Regions from separate parts of the Homo sapiens genome. Here region 2 is linked to region 1. Evidence: read pairs that join two places in POLR2A ChIA-PET (ENCODE). Cell type or tissue: HCT116. All regions are shown on one strand.

What was found. Peaks named below come from ENCODE experiments on the same cell type or tissue, not always from the same donor. Only the 100,000 strongest peaks of a DNase experiment are listed, where the experiment ranks them.
Region 2: POLR2A ChIA-PET joins it to region 1 with 5 read pairs; 2 of 35 experiments call an interaction of 5 or more read pairs at or near these places.

The regions. Positions count from the first base shown.
Region 1 is chr2:149,363,655-149,368,654 of GRCh38, forward strand. The region is part of intron 1 of LYPD6 (LY6/PLAUR domain containing 6); the gene reads left to right. It also overlaps the pseudogene LOC124906190. Among named protein-coding and RNA genes, the nearest start is that of LYPD6, 36 kb to the left of the region's middle. In HCT116, no CTCF peak of the experiment used is centred here; DNase peaks (open chromatin) are centred at 2,407 and 2,777.
Region 2 is chr2:149,286,400-149,291,399 of GRCh38, forward strand. LOC105373679 (a long non-coding RNA gene) reads left to right here and starts at 1,353. Exons shown (of 3, transcript XR_923461.3): 1 at 1,353-1,394; 2 at 1,613-1,762; 3 at 3,628-3,785. In HCT116, no CTCF peak of the experiment used is centred here; no DNase peak of the experiment used is centred here; H3K27me3 peaks cover 410 bases.

The DNA.
Region 1 (5,000 bases):
TTGTTAAATCATTCCTTTTCTGCTTACCTTATGGGGTTAATATGAAGACTGAATGATAAATCACATGGGAAAGTGCTTTGAGAAACAGCAGGCACTACACATATGCTATTTATAAGTATATATTTGGTTGATGTAGATCTTTTGCAGATTTCCTCATACCAGGATTACCTGGCTGGTCTGATTCATTTGGTGAGTAGGGGCTTAATAATATTTGGTAAATGCATTTGATAAAAATGCTCTTTTGCCCTCCTAGTTCTCATTCTTATATTTTGGGTTGTTGACACTAAAAATCTGAAAGCTCAGAATTTAGTCTCCTTCATAGAACTTTATTTTCTTTCCTACTTTTAAAAAAATGAGCCTTTCTTATCTCACTCCTTAGCTAGTATTTTTATCTTGTAGCCCATAGGAAGGTACGACTTATAGAAGATTTGCAATGATTTCAGCAGCTTTTCAGAAGGGCTTTGAGTGAACAGTTAATCTCTTGAGAATGCAAAGTCATTTGTGGTGGAGAATCTTAGGCCAGTGTTGAGTTGCAAATCCTGGGGAGTCCTGACTCAAGAAGATAGGGAATTTAAAAAGAAAGCCAGTGAAATACATTTGATTCTCTTTTTCCCTGTCCTGCCTTAGCCTGCAATGTTACTTATTCCTTTAAGATGCTTTAATTGCTAATTGTCTGCTGTTTGATTTTGAGGTTAGTTGAAATCACCAGGATGATGGAAGGCCTGACCTGACCAGACCTGAATTCATTGGCAAATTCTCAACTTTTTGAAAAATTAATGAGTTTTGGCTGAGATGACACCTGACTTTTTACAGCATCTTGTTTTGATTTATTGTTTCTTTTGTTTACTTGTCAGATATTCCCGCCCATGACATGGATTTACAGAGTACAATTTTTTTTTTTTTTTTTGCATGTTCAAAGTCAAGCTATCCTGATTGGTGCAACATACAGACATAAAATGATACTTTGAGGGGCATCCTTTTGGATACATTTTTGTTCCTCTCTCATTGTTTCCCTGGGATGAATTCTTAGACATAGAATTACTCCAGGAAGGGTACCAACTTAAAACATTAAAATCAAACCAAACAAGAAAAAGATACATATTAATAGATTGTATTCCCTAAAGGCTGTACTAATTAACACTCCCACCAGTAGTGTATGAGAATGCATATCTCACGGCAACTTTGTCATTGTTCACTTACTCTGTAGCATCTCTGGAGTACTCACAATCTTCTAGGTTCAGACATTTTTCAGAAGTTTTCAAAATCACCCCAGGTGATTTGAAGCTGAAACCACTGGTTTAGTTGATAGGAGAAAAGCATTCTCTCACTATCTCTTAGTGGTTTGAATCTCTCTCACTATCCCCTTAAAATAGATCAGTCACTTTAGGTCATTGGTGTGTTTTGCTACACAGGACATACTATTCCTAATGAACAGCCCCTTCATCACTCTAACACTCTTGAACCACTAATTCACAGTAGTGTCACTTCTAGGCTTATTAATATAATCTTTTGCCCATGCAAAGCTCTCCAATGTTCAGATAATTCTGCTGGATGATGTTACCTTTCAACTGAACCACATCATCTTGTTGGCAAAGCACCTCATGAATACTATCTCATTTAACTATTGCAGGGACCTTGGAATTAGACATTTCCATTCTATTTTTACAGAGAAAGGAAAAGGAACCCAAATAAGTAGCTTTTCTCTAAGGTTGTGCAACTTATAATCACATGTTAGGAACTGAATCAATGTAGGTCTTCTGATTTCAAGTTCAGAGTTTCCAGTGTTGTGTCAGAACCTGTCTTTGGCTTTCGCTAGTTCTGCTGCTTTTTTAATGCACAAATGGATCTGGTTATTGGATTGTTATTAAGGATTTTTTTTTCAGTGTCTGCATTTCTTACGCTTATTTTCTTCTCTGTGTGCTCATTTAGAATTCTACATATTTACAGCTGTGTTTCTCAACGTTTATTTTTATTATTGCTCCTCCTTCCCTAGGAAAAAAATTTAATTTAATTTACATTCTTCCTAATGAGAAAAATTAAATATTAAACTGATAAGAACAGCTACTACACTTGATCTTAGCCAAAAGGCTGAGAAGTGAAGAGAAATTAAATATTAAGGAATAAAATTTTGACAGGTAGGGTTGAGCCTTGGAGGACCACAAACTATGATATCTGATGTTTTTGTTCCTCAACAACCAATTTTAATCTTGGGAGTTCAAAAATGCTGTTAATGGACACACCAATTTAGATGACTAACCCTGGCTATCAGGGCAGAGAGGAGAGCTGTTGAACATTCTGATAGATCTTATAACCGTATGTGTGCAACTAGTGGAACACATGACACCGACATTACTCTCAGCTCACATCAACTAATGACTTACAAGGAAGCTGTGCTTCAGTGTGGGTGGCTAATTATTCAAACTTGCATTCTGTATGATTAAACCACATGGAATTTCACATTTGCTTTTGTTTTCCATATATTTTATGGGTCATATAGATTATATCTCCACCTTTCACCCACTGCCTGCCTTTTTTATTAAATGTGAGCTTTGTATAAGGCTTTTGTCTACTTTTTGTCATAGCTCTGGGCTGAACTTTTAGATTCATTAGTCTCTGATTTGTGGCAGTTACCTACATTTTTACTTACAATTTTAGATAAATAAATGCCGGCGTGTTCACAGGCAGGAAAACACTGCATTGGTAGATAAGGGCCATTCCATGCTGGGCTTGACTGGTTGCCACCAACTCTGACATCCCTGACCCCTTGGCAGAGAAAGAATGTAAATGAGCGAGAATAAAGAGCCCCAGGTAGCTTCTGTTTGTTTTTACAAGAGAACCAGAGCTAGGTGATTTGGGAGAATGCCAGATATTATAAACACAGAGCCAGAGAAAAAGAACAAGGATGGCAAGAAGAGTCCAGGGACTGGGGGAGGTGCACTTGCAGGGGGTGGAGGTTGGCCCAGAGGAAGGTTTTCATTCATTTCTGTGTGTAGAATTTTTAAGATTAACTTGCTAATTTTTTTATTGAAGTCAAGCAAGATTTTAAATCATTTATCAGGGCTCATAGAGTACCTATTTATAGAAGTCAGAATAAAAGTAAATGAACCATGAATGCTAACACACATCTAGCAAATTTAGTAAGATTTAAAAGTTAAATAAACCAATGGAGCCTGCAGATTTTCTCCAGGGCCCCTTTACAAGTTTTAACTTTGTTTCCATTCCCCCCCACTTCATTTTACACACTGTCATGTGTGATTCTTTTAGCCTTAGCTTTTAGAATACGAAAATGATTTACAAGCCTGTTTTTAGAGGCTATTTCATTTTTAGTTAAACGTTTACATGATGCTGGCTTCCTATGTAACTGCTGAAAAACAAAAGTTTTTTTTTTCTTTTTTACAGGTGCTAGACTGTCAATCAGGATAAAGGAGATTGTATGAATTATTTGTTGTTGCATAACAAATTGCCACAAGTAAAACAACAAACATTTATTATCTCAAATTTTGTATGGCTTAGGTGGGTCCTGTGCTTCAGGGTCTATTACAAGGCTGCAATCGGTTGTTAGCCAGGACAGGGATCTCATCTGAAAGCTCAACCGGGAAAGATCCACTTCCATGCTCCCATGGTTGCCGCATAATCCAGTTTGTTGAGGGCTTTTGGACTGAGGGCCTCAGTTCCTAACTGCTTTGGAGGCCACCTTCAGTTCCTGGTTATGTGGGCCTTCTCAACATTGGAACTTGCCTCCTCAAAGCCAGCAAGAGATAGTCTGCTGGAAAGACATCCACCATCTTTGCTATATTCTGTTGGTTAGAGAGTCACTAGAACAGCCGACACTAAAGGGCAGGAGATTACACAAGCGCATTAACACCAGATCGAGGGGCACCTTAGGATCCTAGGCCAAGGAGATATGTGACTCCATCCCAACAAGCCTTCAGGATCTTAGATTCTTTGAGGGAAGAGACCTTTTTTTCGTAGTTAAAATATTTACAAAACCTTTGTGAGGTCATAGCTAGCGCTTTGTGCTGAACTGGATTGTGGAGCCCTGGGCTAGCACTGTGCAGGGCATGAAAGACCAACCACTCTGTAAATGCACATAAAGAACAACCTCCTTGAGCAATCTCAAGCAAGAGAAAGAAGAGGCTTCCGAGCTCCAGCAAAACAATGGGAAAAAACATACCCTTATCTTTTCCTTCTCATTTTCAAAGGTGTGTTAGAGGGAAAGGAATATATTCTGGTTCTGGAGATTTTCAGTTTTCTTTTTATCTCATTAATTCCTGGCTGGGTGTTCCAGGACAAGGTATCCAAAAAGCCTTTTTTGAATCGCAGGTACCGTGAATATAAGTAGAAGAAAGACACCGTCTCTTCCTTTAAGGAACTTACAGTCTTATGGAAGAGACACAGATGGAAGTGCACAATTACCGAATATCATCAAAAAGCCTGAGAAAAAGTTATGCAAAAGCTACTGTGTGAGCACAGAGGCTGTAAACCTAATCCTAAGTTGCAGGTGGGTGAGTATTAGACATCACTCAAGGAAGGCTTCCTGGAAGAGGTGACACAGAGTTGAATTAGTTGGACTTAACCTTTGAAGAAATGAAGGCAGGCTTTGCTGGGAGGCATTGGAGTATTAGGTATAAAGGTTTAGAAGCAGGAGAGCATTTGGGACCTCACAAAACTGCAAGTTGTTCAGTATGGATGGAGTTTAGGGGACTTCTTGGAAAGTAGTAAAAATTGAGGCTGGAGCTGGGTGTGGTGATGCCTGAAATCCCAGCTATTCAGGAGGCTGAGGCATGAGGATCACTTGAGCCCAGCAGTCAGAGGCTTCAGTGATCTATGATTGCACCACTGCACTCCAGCCTGGGTGACAGAGTGAGACCCTGTCTCTACAAATAAAAAATAAAAAGATGAGACTGGCAAGGTAGGCAGGAATAAAATGATCATCAGAGTTCTTGGATGTTGTTCCAGGGATTTTGGACTTTACCTTAAAGGAATCAAGGGATAATCCA
Region 2 (5,000 bases), 77 kb before region 1:
ACTTATTCCACAGAGCCATCAATCATCATTTTTAATATAGTTCAGGACACTGTGGGCACTCACTGCACGTTAATTCAATTCTTATATTCATTTAGATGATGGTCACAGCTGCTGAGAGTAGACGAAGTGGAGGCACATCCATTAGCTTCAGACAAAAGGATAACATTTGGCAGCACTGTGAACAAAGGCAAAGAGGAACACATTTGTGAAAAGAAGTGACCAGTTCACAGGTGTAATGTTTAGCATTTTTTATGTGATAAGAAGCCTGAAATAATGTACTTAACGTTTTATTATTGTAAACTTGGCAATAATTAAGATCTATCCAGTGGTGGTAGAATAATACCTAATATTACCTAGTAATACCTAAGAGCATATGCCCTATAAATAGGGGTGGTTTTTGTAACTGCGTGAAGTGTTGGTTTTCTAATGAGCTTTAGTAGGTTTATTTGCCTTGGAAATCAATGGAGATGGGACACTGAAAATCAAATGATGTCATAAAACAAAATTCCCTAAGAGGCATGGAGAGAAAACTCCGCATTCTGATGATGGGAGTGTAGAAATCCATTGCCTTGCACAGGCCCCTAATGGATCCTATGAGCAGTAGGAGGGGGTTATGACTAGAGAAGATGCAGACATAGGCCTGTCCCTGCAAGTTAGTTCCCTGAGCTGGTCAGTAATAACCTACTATAACCTCAAAGAGCCTCCAGCAGCATCAGTATAAATACTTGACTGTCCATGGAGAGTTGGTCTTTTCCATCAAACATTTTGAGAGGAGTAAAGCCAATATAACCACTGCTTTTTTTTCTGAGCTCTTTTGCTCATTCCTCTATCCTTGATCTTAGTCCATTTCTTCTTGGCATAGTTTCTATCATCTTGGAAATTATTTTGCAGGATGAAACAGTTGCTTTTTAGTTGTGTGGGTCTTTGATAAGGGTTGTGTGTTTCCCTTCTGTGGAACTGGTTCATAGGATTGCAGGCTAAACCTGCTTAGGCAGCTAAACTTCTGATGAAAATAATGATAACTCAGTTCTGTTTTTTTCTTATAATTATTTGTTTTAATAATCACTGCTCATATGCTTATCTTCTTCTCAAAGTATTATGTCCTTGAAAACCTGTCTACAATCTCTGTCTTGTCCTAGGAGCTGACTCTTCCCAGGATGACTGAGAGTGGAAACAACCAGTCCCCCAGGGAAGGCCCAACCCTGACTTTTTATCTCCACTGAAAAATGATATCAGAATACATAGGTGTGGCCAGGTGCTCATGTCTGTAATCCCAGCACTTTGGGAGGCTGAGGCGGGTGGATTGCTTCGAGCCCAGACAACATGCTGAAACCCCATCTCTGCAAAAAATACAAAACTTAGCTGGGCGTGGTGGCCTGCACCTGTAGTCCCAGGTACGAGGTTGGGGTGGGGGTGGGAGGGTTGCTAAGGCAACGGGAGAATCACCTGAGCTTGGCGAAGTTGAGGCTGCAGTGAGCCCTGATCTCATCATGCTACTGCACTCCATCCTAGGCGACAAAGTGAGACCCTGTCTAAAAAAAAAAAAAAAAAAACAACTGTATTTCTCTAAGTCTGAGTTATTCAGTCTAAATACCATGTGTAATATATACAGTCAAGGTTAAGTTTTATCCAGCCTGGTCCAGAACTGACCACAGCTACTTCTCATGAATGAGTTTAGGACCTAGGCTTGCACCACCACTCTTGCTTCATACTTTGAGGTTCCAGCCCCTTACCTCGCCAGTTTTTGCTGCTTCTCACGTAGGTAAGTTTTGAACCATTTAACGATGTATAGCCAGAACATTTCACAACCCTTATATTTCTAGTAATGGTATCTATCATTTACGTAAATCAATGGTTGGTTCTTTTAGTTTCCCCAGATCAAACCATCTAAGTGGATCCAAGTCTCCAACTCTTCCCTGGTGAAAGCAGCTGTGTTTATTCATTCCTAGTATCTCCATTAAGATGTCAAAGATTCTGTAGACAAGCTTCAGAGTATAAACCCAGGGTACTGCATTTAATGTGCCAACCTAGCCCTTGAAAAAAATCCAGGTAGATCATGGCAAATTATGATTGACCACTGTAAGCTTAATCAAGTAGTAGCCTCAATCACAGCAGCTGTGCTGAATGCAGTGTCATATCAGTGTTGATATGTTCTAGAACATATCTACATAGCATCTCACACTTGGGAACTTGGTATGTGACTATTTATTTGGCATATATACCCTTCAGGTTGCACCAGGAATTAGGATCAAAAGCAGCTTCCAGTCACCTGGGATGAACAGTCGTACTCAGTCAGAGCCTCACCCCAGGGTGATGTTTACTGCTCTTTGACAGAATATAATCCAAAGGATCTTGGTTATCTTGACATTCCACAGAACATCATACTAATCCACTGCTTCCTAGGCATTTTGGTGCCTCCTGCCAGAGGTCTAGCAGGCAGAGAAAGGAGTTCTTAAAGTCACTTGCTGACACTGACATTTTGAGGGGTTAGGGTGTCTGCTACAGCATGGGAGCTGGGAAGAGGCCATCTGACATATAAGAGGTTCCCCGGGGAAACTCTTAGTACTTCCCTACAATAAGACATCATGGAAGGACGCCCCTCCCATGCTCCTGGGACCTCAATATGCCCTTACATTTCCACAGCTTTCTATTGCAAGACCTGCAAGACTTTCTTCTGGCTGAGTGTTTTTTGTTCTTGCCAGGGGTGGGGTGGGGTGGTGGGGGGCTGAAATCATTCTTGGTCAATGCATGGGTCAGGCCAATATGCCAGGGAGCCCATGCTCCCCGAAGCAGCTCTCAACCTGTGCTAGATTGGAGTTAGTGGGCAAATACCCCAACTTCTTCTCCCTTGGACTGGAACCAAATGGTGCTATGGAAAAGCAACTGCTACAGAAGGTTAGAATGGGAATAATCACAATGACTAGATAGGAAAGGCTTCACAGAAGAGGTGAAACTTTATCTTTTTTTAAAAAGACCAGATTTTGACAGGCAGCTAAGAGAAGGGAGTACATTAGATAAAAGGGAAGATACAGGCAAAGGTCTAGGACTATAATAGCTTTATTTTATACCAAGCAGAATAAACTAATATTTATTATTCTCCCTTCTATGTACCAAGCACTGTCTAGGTCATTAACCTACTTTTTTAGGGGGAAAGAAGAACAATTTTGAGTAGAGGAGCTTTCAAAATATATTAGAAATATGGCCAGCAAATTTGGATTCCAGCAACAAGAGTTTGAAGAATATTGGTGGGATTTGAATAGTGGAAGTGAAATATACAACCTCTTAGAGGTTAATTTGACAGCATGAGTAGCAAAGACTGGAGTAAAAAGATATTGGAGAGTGGAAAACTAATTGGGAGACCTTTGCAATAAACCAGATAAGTTATAACATGATGAGAGCCTCACTAGGACAAAGGCCATGTGAGATGGATAAGAATGTTCAGACATGAGACTGTCAAAAATATGCAAAGGGAAGAGGGAGAAATTAAGGATGTCCTGCTTGGTGGTGGAGGGAGGGGTGGAGGGAGAGACATTAAATGACAGAGAAAGAATCAGTAGTCTGGAAGGTAGAAGAAATTATTAACTTACTTCTCCACACCTCTCTTCCTTTTGCTGTAAACCTTTCCAGCTGGGAGCTTGTGAAACCTAATGCCAAAATCAGTGTTTGTGTACTGGATTCACCAGGGGAGAAAATGTTGAATCAGATTCTCAGCCTGCCTGAGCCTCCTACCTTTTGTATTCTTCATGTATCATAATATTTAATAAAAGGGAAACTGTAGTCTTTAATTCTCATTCCAATTTGCTGTCCTCGTGGAGAATCTTATTTTCACAACAGCAGGGATTGTACACATCCTAAATTTGGAATTTCTCGACTCTCATCAGGATAAGTCATATCTTTAATGGTTCTTAAGTATAGTGTTTGGGAATTTAATTATATTATGCAAAATTAGTAAACAGCTATTTCAAGACAGGGCTGATTAAAATGAATCTGCAAGGTATGGTATTTATTAGTATATTTTCAAAACTAAGTGATACAGTTTCCGAGCTCTTGAAGTTGAAAAATGAGTGGCGCCTACAAAACAATATAACGGGTATGATGGCTGGTGTTTAAGTTTCAGTGAAACAGTTGTTTTGACAATTTCCTATGGAACCGATTAGCTCCTTGAGGGGCTGGCTGAGATAGACACCTGCACTCTACCTTTTCCCCGCGTCACTTACATAGCCCTGTGTGTGTTTCTCACCTATTCTGGACTTTTTGTTCCTTTTCACATCGTTAGATGTCTTGTCTGCTGAAAGAGATTCCCAGCACTATGAGGATGGCTATGGTCAAAGGACTGGGGCACTGTGGAGGAAAGATGATAACCACAAGTGCTAAAAATAAGACGGATCTTTCATCAGCAGGCTGATGGCTCAACTGTCTGCTGGTCCTTTGGCTAAAGACATGGGGATCACCCCTCTGTGATGAGGTCACTATGTGCTAAAGGAGGCCCTTGGCTACTGTGTGCCTTACAGAATTCCATACATTCCTCTCTTAAGTTTCTTTGTTTGTGAAAATAAGGTGCCAGGTGCAATATATTCTAAAATCCTTTTCTCATTCTCCCTCTGTTTGTATGTTGTCCCTATCTTTATGTTCTTTCCTGTTTTTAAGGGATTCTGAAGCAAAGTCACTTATATGCTTAATACCAGATCATGTATAGCCTATGAAATCTGCCTTGATCTCCAAGATTGATTTTTAACAGGATTCCACAGTCAGGCTGCTGTTCCAGAGACCAACTGGCTGAGATATCAGCTGGACCTGATTACAAACTTTTGGAGTCAGATGATATCTCAAGATCATCACCAACAGTACTTTCTTTCTGTCTTTGGCCACCCTGAATATTACACGCAAACACTCATGTCACTTTGATCATATGTAGATCCTCTGGTATTCTGCTTTAGGGAAAGTAGTCGCTGTTAGCTCAGAACTCATTCATATTTAAAAATATGGATCCTCTGGATAGA